2 separate regions of the Homo sapiens genome follow, and region 2 is linked to region 1. Evidence: read pairs that join two places in POLR2A ChIA-PET (ENCODE). Cell type or tissue: PC-3. All regions are shown on one strand. Links, peaks and the distances in the headings refer to the core of each region. The heading gives the core; the rest is flanking DNA.

What was found. ChIA-PET counts read pairs that join two places held together with the same protein. Peaks named below come from ENCODE experiments on the same cell type or tissue, not always from the same donor. Only the 100,000 strongest peaks of a DNase experiment are listed, where the experiment ranks them.
Region 2: POLR2A ChIA-PET joins it to region 1 with 5 read pairs; 2 of 35 experiments call an interaction of 5 or more read pairs at or near these places.

The regions. Positions count from the first base shown.
Region 1 is chr12:119,583,000-119,593,763 of GRCh38, reverse strand. The region is part of intron 1 of PRKAB1-AS1 (PRKAB1, TMEM233 and CCDC60 antisense RNA 1); the gene reads left to right. Among named protein-coding and RNA genes, the nearest start is that of TMEM233, 5.4 kb to the left of the region's middle. RefSeq lists an enhancer at 1-2. In PC-3, for the core only: no CTCF peak of the experiment used is centred there; no DNase peak of the experiment used is centred there; H3K27me3 peaks cover 3,347 bases.
Region 2 is chr12:120,061,830-120,072,836 of GRCh38, reverse strand. BICDL1 (BICD family like cargo adaptor 1) reads right to left here. Exons shown (of 10, transcript NM_001367886.1): 4 at 7,958-8,104; 5 at 1,036-1,215; 6 at 108-326. Among named protein-coding and RNA genes, the nearest start is that of RAB35, 49 kb to the left of the region's middle. In PC-3, for the core only: no CTCF peak of the experiment used is centred there; a DNase peak (open chromatin) is centred at 6,276.

The sequences.
Region 1 (10,764 bases), core at 2,171-7,170:
TGAAAAGCCAGCGGCTCGGGGCTCAAGGGAGACGTGACCTCACCCCTTCTGCGTCCTCTGCCAGCACCCGCCCGGGCTCAGGGACCCTGGCCAAGAGCCTCCCCACAAGGAGGAAGGGAGGGAGAAAAGGAGTGAGGGGAGGCGGGGAGGACAGCGGGAGCGTCAGCCTGAGGAACAGGGAACAGGCAGATGAAGGCACCCCACTCCCTGAGATCGTCGGAGGGACGCACAGACTCACACTGAGAAGTCTGGAATAAAAGGAGGCTCAGGGAAGGAGGACGCAAAGGCCCATTAAGTTCCAAATTGGCCAGCCCGTGGGCTGAAGATGACCAGCTCATTTTTAAAAGCCACTTAATTCTAATACATTTAGATGGGACAGGACCAACCCTATCCAGTTGGCAACAGACTCACTACTTCCTCTTGACTTCAACGTTTTACCTTAACTGTCTGGTGCCTGGGCATTTGATTTGTCTCCTGTGCCTCAGACCTTGAACACTGAGCCCCAGGAATTTCTCCTCCCCCCGACCCCCTCCCCCAGGTGGGGTGGGAACCAGGTGCCCAGCTTTGGCCTCAAAGCTTTCCACATTCTACTTGGGGCTCAAGAGACTGGAGTCCAGTATAGTCAGTCAGTGGGCACTGCCCGGTCCATGCCCGTCCAGGTGCCCTCCCCAGTGTGGAAACAAGGAATTCTTCTTTCCACTTTTCCACCTGCAGGACCCCTGGGGAGAAATGCAGGTAGATCAGGCTGGCCTAGGCAACCTAGATGGATGAGTGGGCTGGGAAGAAGAACAAGGTATCCACTTTGGGGACTAGTGTGAGAAAAGCAATTGTATCAGTGTCTAAGCTATTCATGAGAGGGCCGTATGGACCAGAACTGAAGCTTGAATCCAGACAGAACTAGGAAATTGTCACTTCAGGAAAGCCCCTTCATCTTGCTAAGCCCCTATTTCTCCATCTGAAAAAGGGGAAATAATAGTCCCTGCCTCATAAAGTCGTAGTGACTCTTCTATGAGATGGTACATTATCCAGGTCAATCCATGTGCTCAATAAATATTAGCTATTATTAGCATACTATTTCTCCTTATATTCTGAAACATATAGTGCATTATACAGTATCCTAAACTTGATATCCCTTGCTAATATTTCACCAAAAATCCAGGTATTCTGAGCTGCAGGACCACAAAGAAATGAAAATAATTTGATCATGCAGTGTCAAAAGCAATTGCTCACATCATCATACTTGAAACTATTAATCATCTTCTTGGCTTTCTCAGAATATAAGCTGATTGCCTGGGAGATTCTCACTTATCTCATGAGCCATACTTATTTTGTTATCTGCCTCCCTCATTGGACTGCACACTCCCCGAGAGAAGGGGTCATCTGGCTCATCTTTGTGTCAGCATCTGGCACAGTTCCTGGTACAAGGGAGGTGCTTAGTATAGCTTGCTGGGTGAACACACAAAGATGAAATAGTACATTCTCCGCCATGCCTTCTTTCTCATTTTGATGGATTAATAAAATGGGAGTAACTAAAAGATTAGATTCATCTACTGAATTCTCAACCAAGTCTTTGCATTGGCTGTTCCCTCTGCCTCGGCTGTTTTTCCCTGGCTGTCACATGGCTCCTCCTTCTTTTTTTTTTTACTTTGAGTTGGAGTCTCACTCTGTCACCCAGGCTGGAGTGCAGTGGTGTGATCTCGGCTCACTGCAACCTCCACCTCCTGGGTTCAAGCAATTCTCTGCCTCAGCCTCCCGAGTAGCTGGGATTACAGGTGTCTGCCACCACGCCCAGCTAATTTTTGTATTTTTAGTAGACACAGGGTTTCACCATCTTGGCCAGGCTGGTCTTGAACTCCTGACCTCATGATCCACCCGCTTTGGCCTCCCAAAGTGCTGGGAGGCTCCTCCTTCTTATTCCTCAGGTGACAGGTCAAGTCACTTCCTCAAAGAGAGGTCTTCTTGTAGATTATCTAGTGTAGGTCTCCATCCTTATTTTATTCTTGCCAGTTTATTATTTTTTGTGTGTGTAGCGTGTCACAATTGTAATTTATTTCTTTACTTGTTCACTGTTTGTTCTATCTCTAGACTATAGCCTGTCCAACCTGTTCAGAACTATATTTCCAGCACTTAAGAATTGTCCTGGTGCATAGTAGGAATGCAAGAAATGTTTCTTGAATGAATTGACCAAAATTACCTGGATGTATTGAAAAAAATGATTTTCAGGTTTTGATCAAGACCTACTTGGATTAGAATTTCTCAGGTAGCACCCCAGAAATCTGTACTTTTTTTTTTTTTTTTTTTGAGATGGAGTCTCACTCTGTCACCCAGGCTGGAGTGCAGTGGTGCGATCTCGGCTCACTGCAAGCTCTGCCTCCCAGGTTCATGCCATTCTCCTGCCTCAGTCTCCCGAGTAGCTGGGACTACAGGCACCCACCACCACGCCTGGCTAATTTTTTTGTATTTTTAGTAGAGACGGGGTTTCACCGTGTTAGCCAGGATGGTCTCCATCACCTGCCCCTGTGATCTGCCTGCCTCGGCCTCCCAAAGTGCTGGGATTATAGGCATGAGCCATCACGCCTGGCCAGAAATCTGTACTTTTAATGCCTGAGAAAACTGTATTTTTAGAATACTCCCTGGTGATTCTGATGCAACTGAGCAATTTCTCAGATCCCAGTTCTGTCTCTAATTCTTAGGACACAGTCCAGGATCTTTAGCTTGGAAATCCTCTCAGGTGTCCCAAACTCAATGTGTCAAAGAGGAACTCATTGTCTTCCCTAAGAACTTGCTTCTCAAGGCTTGGTCTTTGGTCAATGAACACTGCTCACTTTTCCAATCTCTTCTGCCAAGTATCTCCTTTCTTATTTATTTATTTATTTACTATTTATTTTTTAGAGACAGCCTTGCTCTGTCACCCAGGCTGGAGTGCAGTTGTGCAATCATAGCTCTCTGCAACGTCGAGCTCCTGGCCTCAAGCGATCCTCCCGCCTCAGCCTCCCAAAGTGCTGGGATTACAGGCATGCACCACCATGCCCAGAATTCTCTCCTTTCTTACTGCACTTCAATTACATAGACATTTTTCCCCGTTTCTCTAACATACCTAACCTTTTCCCACCCCAAAGTCTCTGTACCTACTGTTCTTTCCTCCTGGAATGCTTCCTCTCCTCTCTAACTATTGGTTCCTTCTCATCTTCCAGGACCCACTAACTCACATGTTACCGCCTGACAGAGGCCTTCCCTGACCATCATATCTAAAGTGGACCCCATCCTCTTATTCTCCATCCCATTACCTTGTTTATTTTCTATGTCAGACATGGTCTTTTTTATTTATTTGTCTTCTTATTTACTGTCTTTCCCACTAGAAAGGAAGCTCCACAAGGGCAGATATTTTTTTCCATTTTGTTTGCTGTGTTATCCCAAACACCCAGAACTGTGCCTGGCCATTAGCAGGTGCTCAACAGATAATTCATTGAATGAATAAATTGTGAATTTAGTCCTCCAAGTTAGGTACTTGGCAGCATTCTTCTTCTCTTTCCTTCAGCCTCTCCATGAATTATTCATCAAACTATTGATTCATTCTCAAATGTGACTCTTCATTCCATGTCTTCTTTTTCCCATCCTCCTGGGCTTCCAATTCTGGCTCTTATTCACAATGAAAAAGTGCTCTCTGAACCATATTTGTGATCTGAGCCTAATTTATTTTAAAAATATTTGTATTTTTATTTTTCCCCCTTCTTTTCACAGGTGTTGATGAGGCTAGTTAATTTCGTTGGTGCCAGTAGCCCAAGGTTTGGGTACCAAATGAAATTTTGCTTTTCAAAGTTTTGAACTATATTGTTCACTGTAACCCACTAGTGTCATCTAGGGAAAGCCAAAAGAAGGGATTGTTGACTCATTGTGGACTGTTTCTTCTGCCAGGAAAACAACTGCTTAACATGAGCCGAGCACTCTAGAATCGCCAAACATTGACCGAGCACCACTGTTGCACTAAGTGCATTCCCTGTGTGTATCATCTCATTTAATTCCTACAGCAAATTTTCTGAGGGAGGTGATGAGGTTTTCTTTTTCCCAAATGAGGAAACCTAGGAACAGATAGGTAAAGGGACTTGTGTAAAGTCTTCTGGCTAAGAGGAGGTGCCAGAATTTGAACTCGGTCTGAGATATTTGTTCAGCTGGCAGGTCCAGGCCAGAAAGTTAAATGGATATCTCTGAAGTTCATTGGAGTTATTATGCTCTGCTCAGGGAAGATGGATTAATAGCTTGTTGACTGGTCTAAGATGTAGCAGTGAAATTGCCATCACTTGAAACTTTTCAAATTAAATTGAAAAGAAAGTGCCTACACCAGAAAATGTAATGTATATGGTGCTGATTCTTGAGGGATGCATTAGATCACTCAGTGGGGGTTTCCAGCTCTAATTTCCTGAGCTTCACTAATTTTCTCTTGAGAGGTCAGTTTATTGTTCTTGGATGAACCCTACTGGCTGATTGCTTAATAATGTGGCAATACCTACCCTCTTTCAAATGAGACAGAAGAGAAAGCAACTTTCTAATAGCCAGCCTAGGAGAGGGGAAAGGCTTACTGTAGCTTTCTGGATTCTAGTGTAGCAACTTGCCTTTTTGATCTTTGAAACAAGTTTATTTCCAAATGTAAAAGTAATACGTATTCATTTAAGAAAATTGAGAAAATGAAGAAAAACATAAACAGAAGGAGGTGTCATCCAAGTAACCACTACAAACAGAAGGAACTATTTCCTTCTGGTCTTCTTTGTATATGTATATATCATTTTCCACTAAAATGGAATTATATACAGTTTTGTTTCCTCTTTTTCTCACGCAACATTATATGATGGTTAACATCCTTTGCAGATATTTTCATGGTCTGAGTAATTTCCCATTGATTAAATGAATTATTATTTATGTCACCATGCCCTGATCACTAAGTATTGCAGTTATTTTTAGTGTTTATACAGTTATTTTAAAAATTGCTGTGATGAATCTCTTTTGTATCTGAGTGTCTGCATTCGTGATCTTTTCTTTGTGAATTGTGATCTTACAGGGTAGATATCAGTCTTTGAAAGAGCAGAGAAACAATTCAGATTGGCTGGTTGAGAAGTTGTATCGTAAGATATGTATGAAAGGTAAAATTAAAATTTAGGCCAAGGAAACAACCATAGATTCAATAGACTACAGACATGAGATGCTTCATAAGAGATGAAATGAGATGGATTCAAAGAACAACTTCCCAATGCCAAATGGATCCCCGAATTTATAACATTCAATGGCAATGGATTGGTGTTGAATCTATGAATGTGTGCTGGAAATCTGTGCATTTGATCTTAGCTATGTCTGGGATTCCAAAATAAAAGTGGGCTGGGGTGGAGGGGCAGGGGGTGGGGGAGGGAGGAGAGAGAGAGAGAGAGAGAGATTCTGCTGATCTGTGAGAATATAAGAGAGAGAGTCCAGATCTTTAGGAAATGGTAAGAGGTTGCAAGTATTTGCTGCCAAATTTTGCATTAGTCTCAAGTGCCAGCCGTTAGTAGTCATAAAGCCATAAAGTAACTGCTGTGGTCTCAGGGGTTTGCTACAAAATAACAGTGTCTTTTTGGCTAATATTATTAGAAAACCATTTACCTTTCCACTTTCCAACAACTTTGGTCCTCTCACAAAAAAAAAAAAAAAAAAAGAAAAAAGGGAAAAACAGAGGAGAGGAAGTATAGGGGGAAACAGATTTGGTTTCCTTCCTTCCTTCCTTCCTTCCTTCTTTCCTTTCTTTTTTTTTTTTTTTTTTTTTTGAGTCAGAGTTGCCCAGGCTGGAGTGCAGTGGTGTGATCTCAGCTCATTGCAGCCTCCTCCTCCTGGGTTCAAGTGATTCTCCTGCCTCAGCCTCCTGAGCATCTGGGATTACAGGCGCCTGCCACCATGCCCGGCTAATTTCTGTATTTTCAGTAGAGATGGGGTTCCACCATGTTGGCCAGGCTGGTCTTGAACTCCTGACTTCAGGTGATCCACCTGCCTTGGCCTACCAAAGTGTTGTGATTACAGGCATGAGCCACCACACCTGGTCTCGTTAATTTCTTAAGCCATACCTTTTAATGAAACTACTTCTGGACAGAGGACCATATTAAATAAAACTCAGCCTCTCAGGCTTAAAATGCAATTCTTTCCCTATTTGTCCTTCATTGTACCAGATACTAAGAAAGCGTCCACCTGTCACTCTTCTTGCTGAATTGATGATACAAAATGCTGTGTATTGGACCATACTCTGTAGCTCATGGATGAGCTGCTTATAATAATTAGCAAATATAGAAGTGGTAATGGAAATCAGAGGGAAACCACCCATACTCTAATATACTAGCATTGACATTCCTCATACTCTCTTCTAGTCCTTGGATCCAGGTGCAATTTTCATACACTTGCAATAAAAGTACATACACAATTTGGTATCTTGATTTTTTAAAAACTTAATGCTGTATACTAAACCCTTTGCAAATTGTGATTCTCTTTTTGATTGCTTTAAAACTTGATGATAATCATTTTTGATCGCTTTAAAAATTGTATGATAATTTAATTGTTTTCCTTTTGTTGGATACTTTTGGGGAATTTGTCATCTTTTGTATGAAAAATAAGAAAGCATGGCTGGGCACGGTGGCTCATGCCTGTAATCCCAGCACTTTGGGAGGCTGAGGTGGGAGGATTGCTTGAGCCCAGGAGTTTGCGACCAGCCTGAGCAACATGGCAAAACCCCGTTTCTACAGAAAATACCAACAAAATTAACTGGGCTTGGTGGTGTGTTCCTGTAGTCCTAGCTAGTCAGGAGGCTAAGGTGGGAGAATTGATTGTGTCCAGGAGGTTGAGGCTGCAGTGAGCCATTTTTGTGCCATTGCACTCCAGCCTGGGTGACAGAGTGAGACCCTGACACACACACACACACACACACACACACACACACACACACACACACACACAGAGCAGGAATTTTAGAGAGGCTTCTAAGCCCTATTTCCTTTCTCTCTTCCCTCACCACCTACCCAGGAAAGTACTGTGGCATCATCAGATGAAATGGAGACACTCAAAGCAAGTCTGTCTATGCTGGGAGGATTGGGGAGAGGTCTCATGAAGCAGAATTATTTCCAAAGACTCTGAACTCCAAACCACTTAGGGCTTGAAGGACTGAAAGTTGGGCAGGGAATTGCAACCAGAGTGATGGATGGTGGAGGCACTGAGAGTGGTAGATGAGCAGAGTTGGTCTGGAGAGGGTGCTAGGAAGACTGGGAGTAGACGAGAACTGCACTTTGGTGTGGCCTCGAGAGGGAGAACAGAGTTCTATTTGGAGCACACTATCTGGTGCACCTTACTTAAGGAGAACAGATATTCTGGATTTTTTGTCAGCCTGTATCATACTTTATTAGTTACATGTTATTTTATTTGAGGCCGGGCGCAGTGGCTCACGCCTGTAATCCCAGCACTTTGGGAGGCCGAGGCGAGTGGATCACGATGTCAGGAGTTTGAGACCAGCCTGGCCAATATGGTCTCTACTAAAAACTACAAAAATTAGCCAGGCGTGGTGGCACATGCCTGTAGTCCCAGCTACTCAGGAGGCTGAGGCAGGAGAATTGCTGGAACCCGGGAGGAAGACGTTGCAGTAAGCCAAGATCGTGCCACTGCACTCCAGCCTGGGTGACAGAGCAAGACTCCATCTCAAAAAAAAAAAAAAATGTATTTGGCTACCCTGTGTCAGGCAGTATTTGGGTTGGGTGCCAGAGATAGCGTGATAAGCAAGAAAGCCATGATTCCTACCCTTATGGACAAATAAGATAATTTGTGATGAAGGAAATAAAATAGGATAATGGCCAGGCGTGGTGGTTCATGCCTGTAATCCCAGCACTTTGGGAGGCCGAGGCAGGCAGATCACGAGGTCAGGAGTTCGAGACCAGCCTGACCAACATGGTGAAACTCTGTCTTTACTAAAAATACAAAAATTAGCCAGGCATGGTGGCGTGTGCCTGTAGTCCCAGCTACTCGGGAGGCTGAGGCAGAAGAATTGCTGGAACCCGGGAGGCAGAGGTTGCAGTGAGCCAAGATCACTGGAGTGCCATTGCACTCCAGCCTGGGTGACAGAGCAAAACTCCATCTCAAAAAAAAAAAAAAAGGGATAATGTGATAGTGACTTGGGATGCCCAGGCAAGGGATGCTAGGCAAATTCTGTTTAACCTGAGGGCTATGCTCCACCTTTCTCTACCTTGTCCTCTGCCCCAGAAGACCATCATGAATATTCTACATCAAGGACCAGTAAATGATGGCCTGCTGCCTGTTTTTGTAAATAAAGTTTTATTGGAACACAGCCACACTCATTTATTTATGTATGGTCTACGCTACGATGGCAGAATTGAGTAGTTATGACAGAGACTGCATGACTTGAAAAGCTGAAAATACTTACTAGAAAACATTTGTCAACCCCAATTCTACATCAACAAGCTTTCTTGCCTTCTAGTGTTGGATGGGTTTGGCCAACACAGAGTCCTCGAGAATGGAGAAGAATGGAGGGAGGGTGGAGAGTGATGTCAGGGTGCTTTCCTCCTTGGCCCCCTCCTTTCTGAGTTGCCTTGAGCTGGGTGAATCACTGGGTTGACGGCCACACGTCCTCTAAGGGCAGCTGTCTTCATAGAGCTCTCCTTTCGTATTCCGGAATGCTCCTGCCCTCTTCGCTTCAGGCCTAACAGGGGTAACAGCCCCTCTCTTGCTCCTGGGGTGCTTCACTATTCCTTATGGTTCCCCATGCTTTTGTAAATAGTCCTTCCTCTAACGTTCGTATTGTGAATGTGCCGACTGAATCCTGCTGGGTGCAGGACTGCTTGAGAATGCCTCCTTGGGGAGGTAATGTTTGAGCAGAGATCTGGTGACTAAGGAGAAGCCAGACATTTGAAGAGCTGAGGAAATAGCATTCCAGGCAATGGGAATGGGATGTGCAAAGGTTCTGGGGTGGAAAAGAACTCAGAGTACTTAAGAAACAGAAAGAAAGCCATCGAGGGTAGGAGATAAGATAGAAGAGGTAAGTACAACCAGGCCATGTAGGGCCTTTCCAGCACCAGTAAAGAGCCTGGATTTTATTCTAAGAACAGGAAACATGGAAACATTTTATTTTAATTTGTTTATTAAAAAACTTTTTTTAGAGTCTCACTATGTTGCTCAGGCTGGTCTTGAGCTCTTGGCTTCAAGCAATCCTCCCAAATTAGCCTCCCAAGTAGCTGCGATTACAGGCATGTGCCATTGCACCTGCCCTTGAAGCATTTTAAACCAGATTTGGATGTGAGCCGATTAATGTTCTTTTTTGCTAATCAGTTGCATTAATCAATTGCCAGATATAGAGTAATTAAAACCGACCTCAGGAAATTTATGGGAAGGAAGCTTTATTTCATCAGCTCCTAGAAGAGTTAGACTACTAGGCACTGGGACAGGCAGGAATGAGACAGGGCAGATGTGGGGACCTCACCATAAAAGTTCGTCTCTTCTCATCTGGCTCCCAATCACTAATCTGTATCTATGGATCAAACTCCAAACTCAAGTCTAGTGTCCCTTGGATTCCAATCAATTGGTAGTCAGCATGTGAAGTGAAGGGATCATCTATTCCTTGATTTGTTCACAAATGCTGTGTGAATGCATGCCTTGTACTAGGTGCTGGGGATGCATATGATGATGAACTAAACAAACCTTGCTCATGCTCTTTGTGGAGCTTATATTCTAGGGGTAAGTGAGTCCCTCCCTCAAAAAAAAAAAAGCAAACAAAAATTAAGTTATTTCAAGATGTACAAACAAGTAATTTCAAAATGCTCCTCAAGGATGGGGTTTTTATCTGGTCACAGTTGTATGTCCTAAGACTGAACAGTGCCTGGCACATAGTAGGTGTTCAACTAAGATTAGTGGACTGACAGCCTGAGACAGATGACAGTAGCAAGGTACTTAGATAGAATGGTAAGGGAAGACCTCACTAAGATGTTAACATTTAACCAGAGATCTGTGGCATGAAAAGAAGAAGGCATGTGAAAAGTAGGGTTTTAAGCCTGTTAGGAGGAATAGAATGACCAGAGGTTTTGAAGTGAGAACGTGCTTAACGATGCATAAGACATGCACATATATCTTAGGGAAAGCGGAATTGATGTCAACTAGACATATCCCCTCCAATAAGGTGTAATTCCACAGGCATTTCTGGAAGTGGCTGTGGCATCCTTTAATTCAGAACCTCAAGTGGACTAACTGTAAAGTGAGTTGCCTTGTGAATGACTAAATTGCAGTTGCCCTAAAAATGGGGCTTTCACAATGGATTTTAGTGCTTCAGAGTTGAAGAAGGTGGAACGTTTTTTCTTCCCACACTCACTCTTACGGTTTCTGAAATATTTCAGAGCAAAAGCACCTAATCTTGGAGTCATATGAAGTCGAGGAGCCCTTTTGGGCTGGATCTCTGCTATCCTGTAACCACAGGGAAGAGCGTAGTCTTTCATCCTTTCTGGCTGGCTTTGCTCTTTGGTTCCCTGAAGCCTCACCTTTCTGCCCTCTCTCTTTGCCTCTAATTTCTTACACCATCTTCCACTGGTCAAAATGATGATGGGCACTTTCCATAAAGCATCAACTTTCCTCTCAGAGCTTGTGCCTTATACACCTGTCAACTGCTTCTCTAAATATGACACACAAATCTCTTTACCCCCTAATTGTTCTCTGACATTATTTGTGCATTGTCAAGGTTTACAACATGTAAATTTTGTTTTCTATGAT
Region 2 (11,007 bases), core at 3,366-8,365, 480 kb before region 1:
TTTTATAGGGTTCCAGTTCCATGGCTGACCTCACCCTATGCACTGGGTTCTAACCTCCCACCAGCCAGCTCCTGTGGGGTAAGGACCATCTCAGACTGGCCTCTTACCGTGGGCTCCATGCCATCCACAATGCTCTGTATCAGTCTCTTGAGCTCATTGAGGGCAGTGCGCAAGCTGCCGGCTGGCACATCCTTGGCGGACGAGGTTTCTGAAGACTCGTCCATGGAGGAGTCCGTGGAGACGGCTGAGTCAGCACTGTCATTGCCTCGAAGGTGTGAGCACAGATAGCGAACCTGGCAGTAGGCTTCCCAGAGCTGCAGTCTCAGCTGTTCCACAGAGAATTACTATTCATTTCAGACTCTAGAGAAGACTGCTACCTGGCCATCTTTTTCTAGCTCTGAACCCAAAATACTGATACCCAAGACACCAGTTCTAGAAGAAAGGGTTTTTTGTTCTGTGTTTTTTTTTTAACTCATTTGTCCCAAGAAATAATACTTATTCTGAACCAAGTACATTTATACAGATTCCAAATTCTTATTCTCCCTGTTCTCTAGCTTCTTCCATTCACAATATAAAGCACTTCTTTATATAATCAGTTATTTTGGTGGGAGTCAGAAAACAATCAGGGGAATGAATGGTTCTGTATTATGAAAAGTGTGAAAAGAAACCAGTTAGATGGAGAAGATGGATCATGACTGCTCTGGAACTCTGTCAGTATAACAGGTATGGAGCTGATGGCACAAGCATTTCCTAAGAGGAACTGGGGTGACAATGAGTGGGAATTGGCTGTGCCTATGATACTCTGTCCTCTAGCAATTCTGCTCAATGCCTTAATGGATAAAGTGGGTGGAAAATGGAGGGCCAGGGACATGCTCCATCAGGGCCTGCTTCATGACACTCTAGCCAGCAGGCCAAGGGGCTGACACAGGCACAGGGGCACAGCCTTGCCAGGATGGCAGCTGAGCACTAGGGAGGAGGATGAGACCTAAGCAACCCCAGGTAGCCTCGCCTGTGGGGTGACAGGCAGGTCAGCACCTGCTCTCGCTCCTGCTCCAGCTCCTCAGCCTCCATGCTCTGCTCGATCTCTGACAGGAGGGATGTGCTGGTGGCGGCAGAGCTCTGCAGACTCCTCTCCTCAGTGAGTTCTTCCACCTTCACCTGCAGCTGTCGGCAGGAGAGACGCACCTCCTGAAGCTCCAGCTGGCTTTGGTGCAGCTTTCAAAGAAAGAGCAAATGGTTGAGGTTTACCAAACACAAAAACCAAGACAAACTGACCCTCAACCTGATCATGCTTCTGGATCCAACCACCAATTTATAGAAAAATAAATAGGAGAGAAGAACATGTTAAACTACATCAGGAGATGCACTCAGCAAAATCCAGATCTAGAAAATTCTGACTGGGCGCGGTGGCTCACCCCTGTAATCCCAGCACTTTGGGAGGCCGAGGCGGGCAGATCACCTAAGGTCAGGAGTATGAGACCAGCCTGGCCAACATGATGAAACCCTGCCTCTACTAAAAATACAAAAATTAGCTGGGCGTGGTGGCGGGTACCTGAAATCCCAGCTACTTGGGGAATGAGGCAGGAGAATCGCTTGAACCCAGGAGGCGGACGTTGCAATGAGCTAAGATCACGCCATTGCACTCCAACCTGGGTGACAGTGCGAGACGCCACCTCAAAAAAGAAAAAAAGAAAAAAGAAAATTCTATAGGACAAACAACTCCATTTCCTTAACAAAAACATTGCAAGGGAAAAAACAGATAAAGGAGGAACACAGAAATAAAAAAAGACTTGAGTTATACCAACCAGGCCGGGCGTGGTGGCTCACGCCTGTAACACCAGCATTTTGGAAGGCCAAAGGGGGCAGATCATCTGAAATCAGGAGTTCGAGACCAGCCTGGCCAACATGGTGAAATCTGTCTCTACTAAAATACAAAAATTAGCTGGGCATGGTGGCAGGCGCCTGTAATCCCAGCTACTCGGGAGGCTGAGGCAGGAGAATCGCTTGAACCCAGGAGGCGGAGGTGACAGTGAGCCGAGATTGCGCCATTGCACTCCAGCCTGGGCGACAAGAATGAAACTCCGTCTCAAAAAAAAAAAAAAAGAGTTATACCAACCAATCGCACTATGTAGGCCCATTTTAATCTGTATCTTGATTCAAACAAAAATGTAAAAAAATTATGGACGTTTATAAGACAAGTGAAAATCTGAACACTCACTGGGCATTTTATGATATTAAGAAAATATGCTAATTTTTTTGGTATAATAGTACTGTAGTTACATTTTTTAAAGTTCTTATCTTTTAGAGTTAGTACTTTTTATTTACAGATGAACTTATTAAATTCTGAGATTTACTTCAAAATAACGTGAGAGAAAAGGAAATGGATGTTATGAAGATGGGGCAGCACTGGGCAGGGATTGGTGGTTTTCAGGGCTGGGCTTCATTACACTGTGCCACTGTGGAATGTTTGAAATCCTTTGCAATAAATAATCAAACACACACAGGCACACAAAGTGAGATACCATTAGAGTCTCACCCAAGATGGCTAATATAAATAATACAAATAATATCAAGTGTTGATGAAGATGTGGGGCAATGCTGGTGGGAGTAGAAAATGTACGAATACTTTGGAAAATAGGCAGTTTCTAATAAAGTTAAATAGAATCTATATTCTATGATCCAGCAATTCCACTTTTAGCTGTAGACCCAACAAAAATGAAATGTGTACAACAGACATACACAGGATGTTCAAATAACCACAAATGGGAAACAATCCAAATGCTAATAAGAATAAAATAAGTGAATTGCGGTATGTTCACATGTTAGAATACTATAGAGCAATGAAAGAATATACTGCTACTATATGCCACAACATGGTTAAATTTCACAGACACAATGTTGAACAAAAGCCAGACATAAAAAGTATACATGAGTCTATAAAACGTTCCCAAACTTCACTGAGGTAGAAAAACGTTGGAGTAGAGGTTTGCTTTTGAGGAAGCGGCAAGTATTCTTTTTAGGGTGCTGATCGTGGTCTGTATCTTGATCTCCATGGTGGTTACACAGGTATGTATTTGTAAAAATTAATTGGGCTGTCCCCTTAAGATTTGTATGCTTTACTATATATACATTTTCATGAAAAAAAAATTAAGGGGAAAAAGAGTAGCTTGGAAAGGAGCCGGAGGTGGAAACGGGAGTAGCATCTGGATAGCAATACCAAGAGTTTCTACCCCCACCCAACCATTAGAGGCAAGGCCCTAGGCTGGCCCCTCACTTCCACATCAGGTAGTTGAGTCACAGGTGAAAAGTGACTTTCCGAAAACCCTTGTGAAGCAGAACTGGACTCATGACTCCCAGTCCAGGGTTCTTTCCAGTTTCCACATACCTCATTTGTCCCAGAGAGATATTGACAGATGAGATAGTAACTTATTTTGAAGATCTTTGAGGGAGGAAGTCCCACAGCTTCAGTTCTAACTCTCACGGGCAGAAATGTCCACAGTTTTGCCATGTCTAACATCAGTCCTTCATCCTGCACGTTCACCTGTTTGTTCTCTCTCAGTCCTTTTCTGAAGACTTGAAAAGAGCTAATTACTTGGAGACATTCCTTTTCAATAGCTTTCCAAATTGCTCTATTCTGCAAGCCAAATATATATATTATATGCCCTTTAGACTTTTCCCAGCCTCTCTCTCTTGATTTTTAAATGATCTCAGAGATTTTCACATAAGCCTACATTTTTAGAGCTAGCACAGCCACAGAGATCAATGAGTCCAACTATGTCAGGATAAAACTGAAGCTTAGAAAAGGGGAATGACGCCAGTGGTAGAGAGGAGACAGCAGCGCAGGGGTCAGGAATTGTGGGCAGTGCTCTTTCCTTCTCTCTCCATGCTGCTACTTCACCCCCTCTACCCCACTGCATTCTCCATGGCCCCTTCTGTGTGCAGTTCACAATAGGGTACAACTCTCTGGGGAGGTTACTACTGCTGAATATAAGGGGATGACCCAACCACAGCTGCTAAATGCTATTTTTTTTGAGTCTCTGTCACCCAGGCTGGAGTGCAGTGGCACGATTGTGGCTCACTGCAACCTCTGCCCCCTGGGTTCAAGCAATTCTCCTGCCTCAGCCTCCCTAGTAGCTGGGACCACAGGCATGCGCCGCCATGTCCAGCTAAATTTTGTATTTTTAGTAGAGACGGGGTTTCACCATATTGGCCAGGCTGGTCTCGAACTCCTGACCTCAAGTTATCTGCCCATATCGGCTTCCCAAAGTGCTGGGATTACAGGCGTAAGCCACCACGCCCGGCCTAAATGCTATCTTCTTATCTGTGCACTCCATCACTAACTTGCTTTTAATACAGCAGACCCTAGTTGCAGAATTGTCATCAGTTTGCTAGAAGCTAGACACACGACCACATGCCACATGCCACATCTGCCCAGAAGCAATGCTTCCTACTCTTCCTATCTGTGGACTGCAACTCCCCACTCCAGGTCCTTAGAAGACTTTCAGGAAGTGGTGGTGTGGGGGAGAACTTCTTGGGATTTAAATTAAGCTAATTTATTCTTTTATAAAACAGCATTTCTGGGGTCACCTCTGTTCCATTAAAAAGAAAGTAGACACTGCACTGGTCTTTTTCAGACCTGTGGCTGAGTTGGCTTGTGGCTCCTGCAGAAATGCAGACTGGGGTGGCTGGCAGCCACTTGGAGCTCTATAGTTCTCATGAAGGGAGAAAGCTGCCTTGCAGAGCCTTAGGGGACCTGGGAGCCTCACCTTCACCGTCAGTACTTCGAAATGATTGGCTAATGGCACCAGTGATCTGGAATAGCCCTAAAGAGGAAAGGTTTGGAGCCTGGCTGCCCAGAGAATGAAGAAAGGATTGGCAAGCCTGCTCTGCGTAGTTCTGGTGGATCAGCAATACCTGCTGGTCCAGTGGGAACTTCTCCAACCCCAGTTTTGAGGAGACTCAGAAAGAAAAACATCAGGGTTACAGGAAAAAACAGACATTCCTAGGAAGCATTTGGCACAATTACAAATGGCATATTAAACTGGCAAAATGCTTCACAATTATTTTTTAGACAACTCCACACACATCTCAGCAGGAGGAAGTTTGGCACAGACAAGTACAAGTTCTTATGTACTGGACAAAATTAGTTCAATTACTCATGCACACTCAAAGGTGCTTAATTAATGATAACAGCAAGGGAACAAAAGACCAGGAGAGGTCTGCACTCTCCAGTCAACAATTGATTCACCAACTGGACAGACACAGGCAGAAAAACCAAACCAAACAAGAGAAGAGTCTATTACATTTAAGAGCCCTTTAAAATAAGAAACATCATCCTTTATATGACAAAGATGACACTAAGTATACTTATATGTATGAATAAGAATGACACCAAGTGCTTTGTGTTTGTACAGTACACTACATTTACGCTCATCTAAGGGAACTGGGATGGTGTGATGTTACGTGATTTGCCTAATGGTACACAATCAGCATTAGAGCAAGGTCTAGGCTCCAGGTCACCTGCTTCCTGGGTTGCCCCACAGTGAGCAGGGCCTGTGCTCTGCTGATGGAATCCACCCAGTCGCTGGGACTAGGCCCTGCAGACATCTGTAAGATGCCCAGCTGAGTATGAGACAGGGCAGTTAAGTGGCCCTTAGAGGGACAAATAGATTTCCTTTACTGGATAGTAAGAGTTTGGCAAAATACTTGATATATACTGGGTGTTCAATGAATAATAATTTTTATGCTTATTCTCAGGTCTGAAAAAATTCAGAGTTGGATTTGATCAGTTGTTTGAAAATCTGTTTTTGACAGCAGGACCCCAATTATATAGTGACAGAGATCAAAAGGGGGCTCCCCTGGTTGTGACAGGCCTGTTGCCTTGCCTGCTCAGCCATCCCTCACCCTTGTCTGAGGATTTAAAATCAAAGGATTAAGTACATTCCAAGGCCACTAGCTTTACATTTTACAAATATGGTTTAGGATCATTCAGCTGCTACCTGAGTAAGCTGGATTTTTTATTTCTGTATCAGTACGGGCCATTTTAGCAACAGAAAGGACTTTCTGGAGGACACTGGTAATTAGTGGCAACTGGAGAGTTTCACATGAACTGAAGGACTATAATGATAAATTGTTAGAGAAGATGAGAATTCAGCCTATAAATGCAGATTTTCCAAATCAGTTGAGTACTGCCTGACTTGCTGCAGGTCCTTAGGTGAATGACACCTTCTCAGTCTTGAAGTTCAACAGAAAGACAGTGGATGTGCACATGGTGAGCAAGTGCATGTGGCATGACGGGATTCTCGCTGCTAAAGAATGTACAGCCCACAGTGCTGGTCAGGCCCCTGAAGGCATACTAGTCCTGCCTCTTTCCCCCAACCCAGGTCCCCAGTTCTTGATTTGAAATAAGGACTTTTCACTATAAATTCATGCTGAACTGAAAGTTTCTTTTAGGCAAGGGCCATTTTTCTCTTTCTCCATACTTATTTTCCTTCTCCTCCCATACTGTATGTCAGCAACCCTCAGGAGAGCAGCTTGATAGGGTAATAAATGCTGGTCAGGAACTGATTTTTGGAGGCAAGTGATACCAAGAAGTTATCACTGAGCTACAGGTAAAGCAGGTGAGAGGGTTCCAGTCTCGATTCTACCAAAGACTCACTACATGACTTTGGATAAACGATTCAGTTTTTCTCAATTTCAGCTTTATGATGTATGCTAAAAGCACCCTGTATGCCAAAGAGGCACACAAATGTTCACTGCTATTATTATCATCAACCTTGAAAAATGAGCAAATTCTTTTCCATCTTGAAAACTGCTGTAAGGCTTTAGCCAGCACCATTTTCTACTCAACATTGACTGAGGTACTACTATTAATATATGGAAAGTTACTAGCTGAAGGTACTAAAAACATGCAGAGATAAAAGCCATTCATTTTCCCTCAAAGCGGTTAATCACTCAGGTGTCAGCTTAGCTGATGGTGCCAGGGACAAGTAATCTTAGTCCAAGACATTATATTTCCTTATCCCATACCCCAAGGCTTTCAAACAGCCTACCTATGAGCCCAGTGGGACCTTCTGTGGCCTAGCCTTCGGGCAGAGATCCACCTGGTGCTTGAGTACACCTGGCTGACCACCTCTGCACAAACATCACTGTTGCAATCCAGTGCACTCCCTGGCATGCACAGAGAATGCCAAAGGGAAGCAATGCACTCCTAGTTTCTGACCCCAAGTCCTCCTAGGCCAGCCCAGCAAAGCATCTTGGTAGCAGATGCTGTACTCTATTTCTGGGAAGACTGGAGTGATGATATCTTTTTGTTTTGGGAGTTGTTTCCTGTCAAGTGTGAGCTTGGGGATTCAGCTGAGGCCCGGTAGCAGTTCCCAAATAAGAACAAATATGGCCATGAAGCAATTTCCTTCAGAAAGAAAAAAAGAGACTGATGAGGCTCACAAAGGGGTCAGTCTATGCCTTTTCTGGCAACTGGCAGAAGCAGCATATAAATCTTGCTGTGTTCAGTGGGCAGCTTCAGGTTTCTGCTCCATGCCAGCCAACTAAATCCATGAGCTTGGGAAGACAGCAGCAGAGAGCATTATGAGCTGAGTTAGAGAGTCACAGGCTCCCTCTGAAACCTTCTAGCAGATTTCGCAAATGCTAGGAGGCCAGAATAGCACTCCTGGTGTTCCAGCCATGTTAAGAACCCAGAGAGAACTCTGTGAAACTGCTCCGTGGGCCAGTGGCTCAGAACACATTGTAGAAATGATCTGTGGGTAGCAGTGCACTTCCTTTAGGCAGAGTCGGAAGAGCCAAGTTAGTGAATGCCCCAGGCCCCACAGCGAGACCTCAGCATCATCCACTCCCAGCTTACCCCAGCAGTGATGCTGGCCTCCCAGCCTTTTCTTTTTGGCTAAGTGCTCCTTTTATCTGGCTCTAGTCCTGCAGGACAGCTTCTCTACCCCAGTACCTGTAGGTCCTTGTCATGGCCCTGCCTCTCCAGGATTAGCACCCGGTCCTGTAGCTCCTCCACGGTCCCTTGGAGCAGGTCATTTTCCTCTAAAGTAGCGCTGAGACGATGCTCCAGCTCCCGTTTCCGATCTGACAGCATCTTGATCTGAAAGGGTGGAGAGCCACAGGGGTGGTGTGGAGTTACACCCGGGCTGACAAGTAGGAACTAGGGACTAGCCCCAAAACATGAAGGCAAGTATCTTTCAGTATTCTGCCCAATGTCACGGTACCCCCATCTCTGAGAGAATAGCTATGAAACCCTAAGCTGAAGAGAAAACCCCTCCCCTCTAGAAACCTGTCTGGGAAGGAGTAGGAGTTGAGCTCTGGGGAAGCTGGAATGTGGGATGCCAGGCAGAGGAAGGGAAGGCTAGTGCTCTGGAAATTCCAGAGATAAGATAAAAAAAAAAAGGGCTCCACCTTGCCTGCCCTCAACTTTACCCCATCCTTACAACTGGCAGGAGGAGTGGAACCTAACCTGCTGCACTACTTCTCCTCCTCAAGTCATGAGCACAAGAAAATGCCCAGGAAATCCTCTGGAGCGCCGTGTTTTCACACCCCGGGATTCCCCTCCGTCTTCCTTTCCCCGCTCCTGGCCCCTCTGGCACTAGAGGTCACAGCTCAGATCCAGTGCCTTGAGTTAAGGGAAGAGCTCCCAGGGTACAGAAAACAAAGTAGTGCCTGCATCAGCCTGTGTCCTGGGATGGAGCAGGACACAGATACAAGTGAATGCTGACTTTACTCAGAGTAACTTTTACCTGAGCGAGTCATTCGTGAAGAGGCGCAAATTCTTTTTATGAAACAGGTTGATATGTTCGTATACACTGAATACCTAGTCAGTCTCCACATAAGTAAATCTTCTTTTAGGAAGGTCTGTCTAATCTCTTCAGTGTCAGTGAGAAAACAGAGGCAAAGAGGGAAGAGATGCCAAGTCTCCTCTGGCCTCAAGGTTTGAAGGGTGAGAAGCTGAGCCAGTGCTCCCCAAGGCCAGGGATGCTTCACTCAAAAGATCACCACCCTGGCTCAGGGGGTCCAGAAAGCCCTGCCAATTGGATCTGACTCCTAGGGGACCTTCTGGAATCCTGGAGGTCCTCGTGGATCCTCCCATTTATTTAGCAGTGCCCTGCTGGACTGATTCTTAACCAGTTTCTTGCTTGTAAATATTTTCTTGACATGGTTAAAATATTCTCCAAGCTCTCTAGTCCAGCTTTGATAACAATTCCTTAAGGCTTTTACTTGTGCAAGTTTTGGGGACCAACCTTAGAACTTTTCCAGGGGAAATCCTGAAATGAATGTCTAGCTTGTTTCAGTCCTACGAGATACACTTTTCCCTTTACTTTTTATCTGTTCTCATTCTCTGAACTAGAATTCTGCTCACAGGGCACAGATCTTCTCTGGCCACCAATTCAATCAGATAGGATGTTGTCCTGGGGAAACAAAGTATGTGGCCTTTGTCCAGAGAGATCAGATATCTGGCCAAACAAAGAAATATTGTCTCTCAAGTGTGCATCTGGGTAGGGGACCAAAAGGAGCAAGCCCCTTTTGTGAATGGGTCCACTATTTCCTACACTGAAGCAAAGTTACCCATGTGAAGACAATTCTTACTCTAGTTGATTTTCATTTAAATACCCTCTGACCTTTAAATTTTCCTTCCCATGAATCATCTTTGTTTCCCAACTTTCAGTCAGTGAAGTGATGGGGTAATAAGATTCTGATACACAACTGACCCTAAAAAAACTTAGTTCGGAGCTACACAAAGTAACTTACTTGAAACAAACAATTTCATAGCTTGCCTTTTAAAGGTAGCAGTGTTCATGGACAAAGCAGGGAATCAGTGTTAGGCCACCAACTCCCTCACCCAGCGCTATACACCCTGAAACTTGTGAAAAAATCTGGCAATAAACATTCCTGGGGACGACCCGGTTCATGAGGGTCTAGAAAAAATGAACGGGTGAGGAAAGAGGAAGACAGGAAACGTGAAGGAGTCAGAGGCTGGCAGAGGCAGGTGAATGGCAAGTCATGCACACAAATGGTCACACACAGGCATGCCAAACCCCACTGGAACAAACTCTACTTACTTCAAGGACCTGCTGCTCAATACCAGTAGGCATTCCAAGGGAAAGGGGGAAGGAAGGGAATAGGAGGCAGGAGAAAAGAGAAGATATTGACAGACTTTAGGAAAAACATCCTCAGGTCATTTACCGAGCAGGGCAACAGGCTATCTGGGTTTCTCTGGCCTGACCATGATGGCAGATCGCTTCGTCACAGTGGAAGGTTACTTGTTCAACCTGGCTCTAGACTGTCCTTCAAACTCTGACTTAGCAAAGGGGCTGCTACTTGGCCCCTTTAGCCAGATACTTGGCTAAAGGGTCCTCAAAAGCAGACCAGGTGGAAGCCTCCCCTAGGGGGAGGCCTGGTTTGGGCTGGTGATAAGATCCTTACCCTCTCTTCACCTTCCACAACCAGGTTCTCACAGTATTGTTCCCCTGCCGATACTTTCTTTTTCCCCTCATCCTGGCCCTCACATTCTGGCCTCTCCTATGGTTCCAATAACATCACTGTGTTCCAGGTATCATATAAAGTGCCTTGTATGCATTAACCCATAATATCCTTGCAAAAACCTGTGAAGTAGAAACTTCTATTTCTCTCATTTTGCAGGTGAGAATGATAGTAGACCTTACTAAGTTGGACTGAACTGGGCCTAAATGGAATAGAGAAAGGCGAGATGCCCTTTCCCACCTCCTGTTTGGGATTGGCAAGGATATTTTTGGAGAGATCAACATATTCAGTAAAATGTAGGTCATTCGTGATTTCAACACACCCGGCAGTAACTCTGAGCAACTTCATTTTTCCAGACAACAGGCTACCCAGAGAAACAGATCAAATGTTTCCCATTTAGTTTCGCACAGAAATGTCTTTCTGTAGAGATTTTAGGCCCTTTTACATAGAGCAGTTTTTTGTCTCCCAGTGAGAAAAGCACTCCACCTTCCAGCACTGCTGTGTCGGGAGGCT